3 separate regions of the Homo sapiens genome follow, and regions 1 and 3 are each linked to region 2. A link is a contact called in ENCODE Hi-C data. All regions are on one chromosome and are shown on one strand. The core of a region is the stretch at or near the end of the contact, and the rest is flanking DNA. Distances in the headings are between cores, read along the strand shown.

Region 1 (3,984 bases), core at 1,404-3,903, 390 kb before region 2:
GATGCCACTTTCTGTCAATAAGGCATAAGATAAATTTGTGAGCCTCATATTTCTCTGATCCACAGGTTAAATTTGCCATCCTGTAATTCCTTGTCACCATTTCAAATATCAAGCTAAACATCGTGTATTTCTCTGGGGTATTCACAACCTTCAGAGAGTAGTTGATAGTGATCACATTTCTTCTGAAGTCTTTGTTGATCCAAGAATACATATTTTGTTGTGTAAGTCTTCATAAATCAGTCTTTCCGCCCGTTTATCATCCCTGTTACTTTTCTCTGAACACTCTCCAGTATGTCTCCAACTTGCTAATAATGAGGTTCCCAGACCACAATGCATCATTCCCAGCTCAGTCTCTCTCCTTGTGCAGAGATGGACTTTGCCTTTTGGCTTCCTGACTCACTGTTTCCACTGACTAAGTTCATATGCTGCCAGATCATATATGAACCCGTGATTCATTTGCTACCCATTACAATGCCTGGGAGAACCCAAGCACTTCCCTAAATAGGTCAATGCCTGATGTACTAGGTGCCCAGAAAAGTTCTTTAAATAAATGAATAAATAAAAGCATGAACTTCCCTGTTGTGTCTTTAGTATACCAAAACATTTATTACAAAAAGAACAAATGAAAAGGAATATGCAACCTGTGTTGACAGTGGGGACAAGGGAACAGAGGTAACACATGAGAATCATGCATGGATGCTTTGGCCTGTACCATTCAAACGTTTCTACCAATTTGATTTGATTTAGACATATTTCATTTTCATTTAGCACAAGACAAAAGGAAGTTCAGAAAACTAAGGTATTTCACCACAGCAACTGAACAGTTGAATTACAACTGAGAACGTATCTGGAGTCTAAAATTCTAGTGCCCAATGTAGACTGCAGAGTAGAACAATCTGAAAATACCATTAGTAAAGTCCTTGTAGTTCCTGGGAATCAGTTCCTACATCTTCAGCTAAAATACTTGAGGCATGGGTTCTAACTGTGATTTTTTGCCTCAAGGGCTTTCCCTTTCTACTCATAATAACAGGATGCAAGAGGGTGGAAAAGGGAGAGGAGCAGAGCTAATCTGGTTTCTTGCTCTCTTGACCCCAATTACACTAGTGGTAGTGACAGTGACAGTAATAGTAGTAGTAGCTGCTCTTATTATTGAGTACCTGCTGTATGTCATGGACTCTGCTTAACCCTTCACATAATGTTATTTCATTAATAGCCAATTAAAATATGCACATTACCTCAATTTTACTTTAAGGAAACGGAGTCCCAGAAAGATTAAATGTCTAAGGATCACGCAGCAGAGTTAAGGTGCTATTTCAGCTCTGGGAGACTGCACCCCACTCTTCTGCCCTAGCACAGACTCTTTCCTTGGTTTCAATACTATACCAAGCCTGACATGTCATGCCTGACAGCCACTCCCATTTTCTGGTTCCTCTGAACTTCTCCTTAAGGACCCTTAATCAAAACTAACTGAGAAGTAAGGGGGGGGGGTGGGGGGGAACATTAGCTAAGAGGAACCTCTTAGCTAAACTTAGAAAAATTTGGAGTTTTCAAAAGGATCTTCTCTCCAGGAAATTAAGAAAAACAACAAACCATTAAGCATGTCATGTGCTAATAGGACCAGCCTAGTATAAGGCCATGTAAAAAGGCATTGAAATCTGCTAGTGTGATCCCAGCCTGGCCACAGATGCCCATGGCAGCCCAGTTTCCAGGCACTTGCCCTCATCTCCAATCTGTCTTTCTACCTTGGTCAGTTTGTTCCATTGCATGTGTACACTGATGGCCCCTGGCCAGAACTGAGCATATCAGATCAATACAGCAGTACACAGTACTGTGATTAAACACTGCAATGAAATGCTTGGTAAAAAACAAAAAACAAAAAACAAAACAAAAAAAACTCCCCAAATGACTCCTCTTTAAGAAAATAATCAAAAATAATTAAAGCAAAAAGCAAGACCAAATACTCTTCTCTGTTGGTTAATTCATTCCCCCTCTAATTATCTGTACATTCTGCTCTCTTTATGCTGCAACTCCAAACCAACAAATACTTGGGTTGAAAATTTTTAAAGAAGTAAATTCTTCATATAATTCCACAGGTCATGCGAAAGACCCATAATTTCATGGACATAGTACTGGAAAGGAAGTGAGAAGATTTGGTAAATATGTGTCTCACCACTTTGTTAGCAGGGACTATAAAATAATGATTTTTGAAAGCCCCCTTGGATATATAAAGCATTCTACAGTACTCATGAAATATTGGTTGAATTGGTTGAACCGACCTTAGGTAAACCTCTCCATATTTCCAAGCTTCAGTTTCTACATCTATAAAACAGAAACTAATAATAACTTTCTTGTCATACATGACTATTGTGGGGCTCCCAACAGGAAAATATATATGAAAGCATTTTTTAAACAATAAAGCATCATACAAAAGTAAGTTATGAAGAAAGGGAGATGCGCTCTAATTGTGCAAATAACATGGGCATTGTGCCAGCAAGCAAGTTAAAAAGTTAATAGCACTTTTTGCTATTTATCCAGATGTTTGGACACATTCTAACTATAAATCCAAAGTGGTCACTGGCAAACATTCAGACTGTTAAAGGACTGCTAGAAGGAACAACATGAGTGTTCTCTGTGTCTCCTGGGCCCCAAGGAGGGAAGGGAAGTTTCTGCATAGTCATTCCATCTCTAACAGAAACCACAACTCCTTGGAGCCCCAAAAGGAAACCAGTGCAGATGTCAAATATTTTGCTATGATGCTGAACTGAATGAACCTACACAAGGGTTAAATCTTTGTTTTTTCACAGGGAATAAGCCCTTTAGATCTTATACGTTAACCCCACTTCTACAGCAATCGAACCAAGGCAAAAATGTGCTTTTGCAAATATTTTTGAAAGATCTGACTAAGCCATTTTTAGATGTTTTTCAGTCTTCATGTGCCTTTCCCTCCCACAGAGCACAATTAAAAAGGCACCTTTAAAAGGCTATTTAAAAACATTGATTGGCTTAACTGTGCTAATGTCATGGCTTTAAAATAAAATTCTATTAAGTCTTTAAAATATTGCAGACAAGTACTTTGCAGCAGAAACTCAGGACAACCATCCTGAGGCTTCTGTTATTCACAGATATTTAGTTACTTCAGGTTAGTTCATCTTTCTTATTATGTTTTGTCTTTCAATTTGTGTAGTCTTATGACAGTTTTCAGGACATAATTGCCTTGATGCATACTAGAGCCTAGAGTACCTAGCAGCCACATTTCCCCAAGTCACTACGGTGAATTCATGAAGACAGACGCATTATGCTGGCTGGCACTGCGTTGCTATCAATACGTAAGGAGACAATGGTGTTCTTTCCTTACATTTAAATGCTAAACATTACAGAGTACCTCACCCTCCAAGAACTGTCCCAGGGATTATTTTAGATCTTGGTGAAGTATGTGTGTCCTTTTTTGACTCTGAATCACTCTTGTCTCTAGAGAAACTCAGGGGCTCAACATACACATGTAAAATTCTTTTCTTCTCTTCTGTATTTCCATTCTTGCTGTTTTTATGCTAAACTACAGACTTCCCCTTCTATCCATAATGTGCAAGGCAAGTTCAAGAAAGGGAACCTCAGAAAAAGATCTCATTTAAGTTTATAGTTAGTTCAACATCACAGTTTTGGTTGACTCACACCAGGTGGTGACCAGGTGTCCTGATAACATTCCACCTAGCTAGGAAGCAGAGTGAGAACAGCACAAGGGCTAACACATATAAAGGTATTTGTAAACTGCCCTTTATTTTAGGAATGTTAGGTATTTGTTATTATTGCTGCTGCTGATGGTGGTGTGATGATGATAATGATATTGACTGACTTGGGTTTGTTGTTAAAGTCAGATTTGCTCAAGAATCAAGCAGACTCCATTAAGACTCCACAGAAACCATGAAGTACATGAAGCTATCCTGTGAGTTATGTGTCTTACGTGTAAGCTGCTAGGAGACAGCTTTA
Region 2 (4,135 bases), core at 1,362-3,861:
GCAAAAGAGGAAAAGGCTGAAAATAACCCTGAGGTTGATGGAACAGGATGACAGTGGCACTTTGGTGGACTATAGGGAAGCATAAAAGGGAGGGGAAAATGAGCTCAGTTTCTACCCCATTCAAGGAAGCACATGGAGAATCACGGGATTACATTCTTGCAAAAACAAAAAATGACCTACTGTATCAAAGGCTACAGGACATCTCAATTCAATAACTGATAGGTCTAGACAGCTGTTATCATATTTCTCTGCAACAACTTCATCAGTGACATCTGAGATTGGATTCTAAAGATACAGGAGGAAGTAAAACATGAGGAAATGGAGGTAATGCCTAGATGAACTGAGGGGATAGTATACAGGAATAATTCTTGGCTCATTAATTATTGGATTGAGCCACCTCCATCTATCTGTTTTGGAGACTGCTTTATCAGGTCAGAGGAGATGAGTGTGACTTTCTTCAGATTGTGCAAGACAAAAAGAACACCATTAGAATTATGTACATGACACTGGAAGGCAAAGTGGGTTTTAAAATTTTAAAATAAGAGACAATTCCTCTAATTGACAACAAAATCAAGTAAAGGAAAGGAAGCTAGGATTTTTCTTCTGTTATCAAACATGTAGGAGCATATAGCCACTTTTCTGGTCATCAGTTGAATACTGAAAATGTCAATCAGGTGCAACTTCTTTGTTGTGAGGGTAGGCAACAAAGTATGCAAAAGCCAGAAACTAGTGGCTTGCAGGCTTTGATATTTAATTTTACAAGATCAACTAAAGATTCTCTTTTTTCAGTCATAAATACCTAGGAAAGTGCTATATGTGTTTCATGTTCTTGCACCTCATGAATGAGGTCGTGATAGCTGTGGTGGCAATCTCTGAAATTCTTCCCAGAACTCAATCCTTAAGAACCAGGAGTATAGTTTATAATTAAAGTGAAAATTTATTTTAGAAAGTTCAATTTTAGAATCTATAAAATAAAAAACAAAAACCCCAAGCCTACGTAAGTAATTTTAACGTAAAATGTTAATGGCCCCAAACTCTAATGGTGGAATAAGGACAATAACATGAAGTATATGATATTTGAGATAAAATATAGCTATTTAAGAAAAGCTTCTTACTCTCCTTGAGCCTTCATCTATAAAATAAGGATAATAAAACTGTGTCATTGTGTTACTGCAAAGATTGATTAAATAGATACGTATAAGATGCCTAGGTTATGGCCATTTTTTATATTTAACAAATTCCTAATTCTTTCTTGTTTCTACAACTGTACTAAATTATTTTAATAGCTGCAAAAGTATTTTAACATATTGACTAACCATTTCTCTGTTGCTAGACATTTGGACTGTTTTCAATGGTTTGGTATCTCTTCGTATATAAATTTCAGAAGACATTCGGACCTCCTGTAAAGGCCAGGTAATACATATTTTGGGGCTTCTGGGACCACATAAGGTCTCTGTTGCATATTCTTTTAAAAAATTTCTTGTTTTCTTTTAACAACCCTTCTCAAATACAAAAACCATTAGCATGAGGGCTGTGTAAAAACAGGCCACAGACTAGAGCTGGCCCTCCAACAGCAATTTGCTTAGCCCTTAATTGAGAGTTTTTAACCAGTCTGGGCCTCTTTGGAAGTTCACTCTAAAGGCATAATCTCAATTTTAGAAGCTGGCAACACCCAAGAGAGCAATTGTTAGTCTCTAGTCCCATGGATGTGGTGTTCTTCAGATTCCTCTGCCAATATTTTTCTTGTTAGGAAAGCATGATGTGAAAGTGGTGACAGGATGGAGAATGACAATGGCCAGTGTATGTGAGTTTTTGTCTAAGCTAATTCTTATGCAAGACACCGGCTGAAACAGGTGAGGAGCACTTTTCACGTGCTATCTTCCAGAAATGAATTCAATCTGTAAATAACTGAGATGTCTTCACAGCTCTTGGGTAATTTTTGTCTGTAGCAATAAGAAACTTTATCTCTATTAAAGTTAGGAAGGGGTTAGGATCCAGTAATGAATGAAATGAGAACTTAAGTTGCAACTCAGTTTCTGTACTTACTTGTGATCTAGCATTAAACACAGTGCCAGGCACGAAATAGGTGGTGAGAAATAAGAAAATGATAGAGCTATTTGCTCTAATGGTTAGAGGCAATGATGGTCAGCTTTGAGTTACTTTGGTGACCCCGCAGGGAGGAAGAGCACAGGTGGAACATTAGAATCTCTTTCAGGAAAAGGATGCCGCTGGATCCATCAGGTCCAGTAGCACTGCCCATTTCTCCTGCTCCAAGGCATCTGCCCTCGAAAGCCCCCAGGCCACACCCGAGGACACCACCCAGGGTTCTAGGACACCTCGAGGGCGGACGTGGTTTGGCTCTCGGTCCAGCTGGACCGGGCTGGGCCAACCGGGAGTCAGCTCGAACTCACCTGCTTGGCAGGTGCGCGCTTCCCGAGGCGTGACAAGGGAGCGCCGGCGCGGTGGGTGGGGGGCAGAGAATGTGAAGCTCCAGACGCATGGCACCCGCCGCCAAGTCGCCGCGGTGGCTGCCGGGATGCGCCGCAGCGAATGGTCGCGCCGGGCGCCGCTCTGAGTGACCTTTCACCCGCGCCCAGCGGTTCCGGGCGGCAGCACAAGGCGGTAGCCATGGCGGAGGCGGCGGCTGCAGCGGGTGGGACTGGCTTGGGCGCGGGCGCGAGCTACGGGTCTGCAGCGGACCGGGACCGGGACCCGGACCCGGACCGCGCCGGGCGGAGGCTGCGGGTTCTCTCTGGCCATCTGCTGGGCCGGCCCCGGGAGGCTCTGAGTACCAATGAGTGCAAAGCGCGGAGAGCCGCGTCGGCGGCCACGGCAGCGCCCACGGCCACTCCCGCCGCGCAGGAGTCGGGCACCATCCCAAAGAAGCGGTGAGTAGCGGTATGTGGAAGGAGTTAGCGTCGAGGGACCAGGCCGGGCCTGTGCTGCAGGAGGGCACAGGCGAGGTGGGAAGGGAAGTGACACGGGTGGGCGGAAGGCATCCCGGTCCCTGAAAGTAGGGACCCACCTCTCTTTCGAGAGAGTGGACTAGACCCTGGATTCTGTCAGGAAGGGGGCGGGATGGGATGGTGGATTTTGGTCACTATGTGAGGGTAACAGGCTTGAAGAACTCTCGTTGGAGAAGGGTTTAAAGGATTCCTTTTTCCTGAGCTTTTAGTGCCAGGAATTCATTTTTTATCTTGAATTAATACTTTTGGTGCTGAGGTCTTGGAATGGGTAGCAGAGGTTCTATTTTTCTCCGAGGAGATATAAATTTGTACTAGATGATAGATCATAGGAATCTCTCTCATTCGCGAAAGCCTGCTGTGGGGGAAACTGGTGGTGCCCTGGAAAAAGGTGCTGACTGGTTTCTGTGGGGTAAGTTCCACTTGCTTAGGATCAAGATGTATTGACTTTGAGGGAGGAAACCGATGAATGGTAAGAAGCCATAAACTGCAAACACTAGCTAGTGGTTTAAGGTGTGGTGGTATAGCTACTGAGCTCTGTGTAACCAGAAGCTAAAAGACAAGAGTCTAACCGATGAGGGATGTTTGTAAGAGATCTTGACTTTCGATGTTTTTGGAGAAATCTTTTTTTTTTTTTTTGTATTTTTAGTAGAGACAGGGTTTCACCGTGTTAGCCAGGATGGTCTCGATCTCCTCAATCTCTGATGAAGGCTATTAGGAGAAGCTACTTTCTGACGTGTGGCTTTGTCACCGTGGATAAATGGATAAACCGAGAGTGAAAAAAATAAGTAGCTAATGTTTAAAGTGTACTTTTAAGTGTGCCAAAGTGTGCTAAATCCTTTGTTTCTTCCCAAGCTATGAGGTATGTGCGGTTTTCTCCCATTTTACAGATGAATAAATTAAGTCTGCTGGAGTCTTAGCAGATATGCTGTGTGACAGGTTAGAATTTGAAAGCACATCAAATTGACTTCATGGCCAAGTTCCTAAGCTATACTTGCTTCTGATGAATTAATTCAACATACATGAGTCTTTACAAAATACACACTGTACCAGCAATACAGAAATTTAAAAATACGGTATTTACTCTTAAGGAAGGAATAGCTTAGTAGGTAAAATTATAATACAGCGTTATAAGAAACTTAACTGGGAACTATACCACCTGGTCATTTAAC
Region 3 (4,104 bases), core at 1,244-3,743, 460 kb before region 2:
TAGCCATTCTGATTGGCATGAGATGGTATTTAATTGTGGCTTTGATTTGCATTTATCTAACAATCAGTAATATTGAGCTTTTAAAAATACGGAATGCTTCACGAATTCCATGTCATTCTTGCACAGGGGACATGCTAATCTTCTCTGTATTATTCCAATTTTAGTATATGTGCTGCTGAAGCAAGCACACGTGTTTATAATTTTAGTAGTCATTTAAAATATATTTAATTTTTTAAATAAATTCTTCCTAAATTGATTTGTAAATTCAATGCAATCTCAATCAAAATCCTAGCAGGTTTCTTTGAAGAAATTGAAAAGCAGATGCTAAAATGTATATGGAAATGGAAAGGACCTAGAATAGCCAAAATAATTAGAAAAAGAATAATAAAGGATTTATTATCCTACTTGATTCTAAGACTTACAAGAAAGCTACGATCGTCAAGACAGTGCGGCACTGAGGCAAGGATAGACCTATAGATTCATGGAACAGAATAGAGAGTCCAGAAATAAATCCAAAGTTATATGGTTGATTTTTGACAAAGATGTGAACATAACTAAATTGGAAAATCAGCAAAATAGTGCTGCAACAACTAAATATCTAGAGGGGAAAAAAACAACCTTACAACATATTTTAAAAGCTAACACAAAATACATCATAGGCCTAAACAGTAAGAGCTAACACTATTACATTTCTGGAAGAAAATATAAGAGAAAATATTTGTAACAACAGTTAGGAAAGGCATTTTTAAACAGGACACCAAAAGTACAACTCATAAGGAAAAATATTTATAAACATTTTCAAAAGTAAAAGCTTTTGCTCTTCAGAAAAAAGTGTTAAAAAAGGCAAGCCGGACTGAAATAATAGATATGAAAAACATATCTGACAAAAAGGCTTGTATCCAGAATATATAAAAGATATTTACAACTTAAGAAGGCAAGAGCCCAATAAAATGGGGAAAAGATTTGAAGAGACTCTTTACAAAAGAAGTTATACAAATTCCAATAAGCACATGAAAAGATGATCTACATCACAAATTATGAGGGAAATGTCAATTAGAACCATAATGAGCTACTTACTACGCACTTGAGAATATCAAGGATGGGTGAAGAGGTAGGACAACTTGAACTCTCATACATTGACTGTGTGACAGTATAAAATGGTACTATTTCTTATATAGTTAAACATATACAAGCCATGTGACCCAGCAATCTTTATCCTAGATATTTACCCAAGAGAGATAAAAATGTGTCCACGCAAAACTTTTACATCAATGTTTATAGCAGCATTATTCATAATCGTCAAAACTGAAAGCAACCCAAGTATCTATTAACCAGTGAATGGATAAACAAATTGTGGTATATCCAATGGAGTATTACTATAAAAGCAACAAAATATTAGTACTCTCGACAACATAGGTGAATCTCAAAAATATTATGCTAAGTGAAAAAAGGTAAACACAAAGGGCTACATACTATGATTCTGTCTGTATGAAATTCTAGGAAAGGCAAAACCATAGCAACAAAAAGCAGATCAGTAGTTGGTTGGCTGGGGCCAAGAGCTGGGGGAATATATTGACTGTAGGAGCACAAGGGAACTTCTAGGGTGATGGAAATGTTCTAATTTGATCATGGTGGGGAATGGATTTTTTAAATATACTAGGGATTTGTTTTTCTTTTTAAGGGATTTCTTTTGGAAAAAAAAAAAGTCCTAGAATAAGAACAGAAGCATGTTCTCTTCTGAGAAATAATCCTTAGAAAATAGAAGTTAAGCCAAAATATGTAACATTACCTATGTCTTTTAAAACTTTTCTTGTCCATCTAATTTCCATCTTAAGAAAAATTAGAAATAAATCAATTACACTTTAAATACTTTTGGTACAGTTGAATATGTACAGGACTGCTGAATATTGAATAGGTTCCCAGAGAAACTCTTTGTAACAGAACTTTCCATTTGACCATAGCCCTTAAGGCATTTAAAGACAAGTGAGAAACAGACTGTTTTGGTTCGTTGGTTTGGGTTTTTTTTTCTTTTTTTTTTCATTACTTAGCTTTGTCATCATGCTTTCCTACCACCAGAAGGCATATTTATGACTCATCAGTCAACACCCAGTGTCAGATAACTAGCCATTAACATACTTCACTTGTACTGTGATGAAAATGATATCACAACTTTCAAGAGATCCCCTTGAAGATGAAACTGAAAGAAATGGTGGCCACATGTTGTTTCAAACCTGTATTCGTTACACCTCCTGACTGCATGTCGTGCAAAAGGGCCAAACAGATGTGTAAAAAATAGCTGTTTAACAGGGGGGAAAATACTGTAAAATTGTTTATGGCAGGACAGCGGGTTCTTATAGGCAAAGTAAATTACAAATAGATTTCTCAATTACTTTTTAAAGCCTAGTATTTGATTCTTATATAACAGTCAAAAATCAATTTTGCATGGAATTTATGTGAATGCCTCATTATTAATAAAACAGCGGTTGGCGGCTGCTACTTCCTCCCCACAACAGCAGCACGCAGTGGGGAAGCATTCACGTGCCAGGCTGTGCAATTCTTTATCTTTTTATCCTCTGGTTCAGCATCATAAAAAAGAAAGGGAAGAGATGAATCCCAAGCAAATTTTAGGCATGGGCTTCTGGCAGCACCTATTTCATGGGGGCCTGCTGGTGCCCTGAGAGTACTTGGTGATGGGTGCTGAGGGAAGTCCTCACCCTACTCCCTGCTCATACTGTACCTCGAAGGTCTTTTTTAAAAAAAAAAAAAGTATAATTAAGCAAGTAACTCTAGTTGTTGAAAAAGTCACTGAGCTCTTTCTCTCGCTCTATCCTTAGCATATCCAACCTCGGTACTAGAGTCTACTGACCCTGTGAATTGATTTAAAAGGACTGGCCAGTGGCAATTTTCCCCAGATTGCTTTATTTCTCCAAAATAAAATTATTTATTTTGAAAAGAACTTGCTCCTGACCCAAACATTCTAATAACATAACAAGCATAATTCTCATTCAACAAACAAGAAAATTGAATCCCACTTATGTCTACAGACCATAACAGTCTGCTCCCTACACTGTACTTGATTCATCAAACCATGAACACTCCCCGTTTCCCAAATGAAAAGTGTAGTGTGGTGAGAAAAACCTAGCTTCTCTGGTTAGCCCTCCCTAACCAATTGGATGACTTTAAACAGTTATATCACTGTTTTAGGCCATGTCTGTTAACTGGTAAAATAAGAGAGTTTTCAAAATTATCTGAGGTTTCCTTCAGCTAAGATTTGGCAATGAGAAGAAATCATTGTATTCCCATTACATGTGAAAAGCAAAAAGAAAATTCTATGTTTGGCCAACAACATGGAGAAATGCTTATCTTCAGAGGTTAAATTCAGCTAAACAGTAGCTACCTGCTATTTCTTCTATTGGGTGCATGCCTCAAAAACGCTAACGGGGGAAATGGCAGGGCGATACACTGAGTGCTTACAGCATGTTTCCAGAAACTGATTTATTCTTGATTTGAATCTCTACTATGTGCATAATTACACCTGGTAACTGCAGGCAAGCTGTGGGCAACACTCTTGCCCCCTTAGTATTTGTGTCAGCAGTTAATTAGGAATGCAGTGCTAATACAGTCTTTAAACCAACCCCAAAAAGCTGTAGTAAAATCTAGTTTAACAAACAGACATGCATATCAGATGACTCCTTGCAGATACAGAATACCAAGAGTTTATTTACCAATGAAAATCCATGGTAGGTAAGATCTGATCCATGGGTTTGTTTGCTTTTGGGTTTTTGGAGACAGATTCTCGCTCTGTTGCCCAGGTTGGAGTATAGTGACGTGATCTCGGCTCACTGCAACCTCTGCCTCCCGGGTTCAAGCAATTCTCCTGCTTCAGCCTCCTGAGTAACTGGGACTACAGACGTGCACTACCATGCCTGGCTAATTTTTGTATTTTTAGTAGAGACAGGGTTTTGCCATGTTGGCCAGGCTGGTCTCGAACTCCTGACCTCAAGTGATCCACCTGCCAAAGTGCTGGGATTCCAGGTGTGAGCCACCACACCCAGCCCCCACAGGTTTGTTTTTAAGAATTGGATTTGATATACTATTGAGAAA

Evidence for each region. Hi-C counts contacts between places; a loop is a spot of excess contacts on that map. Pooled maps may share reads with other maps.
Region 1: a loop to region 2 is called in a map with no recorded cell type, with 2.8 times the contacts of the local background. The contact joins the enhancer-like site here to the promoter of AGPS in region 2. A Hi-C loop is called at or near these places in 2 of 37 single-sample maps with no recorded cell type and 2 of 50 pooled maps.
Region 3: a pooled map shows a loop between it and region 2 (14-fold over the local background). The contact joins the enhancer-like site here to the promoter of AGPS in region 2. A Hi-C loop is called at or near these places in 3 of 37 single-sample maps with no recorded cell type and 7 of 50 pooled maps.

Annotation. Positions count from the first base shown.
Region 1 is chr2:176,996,883-177,000,866 of GRCh38, forward strand. No RefSeq gene overlaps it. Among named protein-coding and RNA genes, the nearest start is that of MIR4444-1, 210 kb to the right of the region's middle. Within about 2 kb of position 2,654, at least 2 of the 41 ENCODE cell types and tissues checked have a DNase peak (open chromatin) inside an H3K27ac peak, as active enhancers do.
Region 2 is chr2:177,390,162-177,394,296 of GRCh38, forward strand. AGPS (alkylglycerone phosphate synthase) reads left to right here and starts at 2,612. Exons shown (of 20, transcript NM_003659.4): 1 at 2,612-2,888. The coding sequence starts at 2,629. It overlaps LOC100130691 (Putative uncharacterized protein FLJ44553), which reads right to left and starts at 2,530. Exons shown (of 9, transcript NR_026966.1): 1 at 2,412-2,530. RefSeq lists silencers at 2,612-2,831, 4,040-4,135.
Region 3 is chr2:176,929,903-176,934,006 of GRCh38, forward strand. It overlaps the pseudogene RNU6-187P. Among named protein-coding and RNA genes, the nearest start is that of MIR4444-1, 280 kb to the right of the region's middle. RefSeq lists an enhancer at 1,998-2,297. Within about 2 kb of position 2,494, at least 4 of the 41 ENCODE cell types and tissues checked have a DNase peak (open chromatin) inside an H3K27ac peak, as active enhancers do.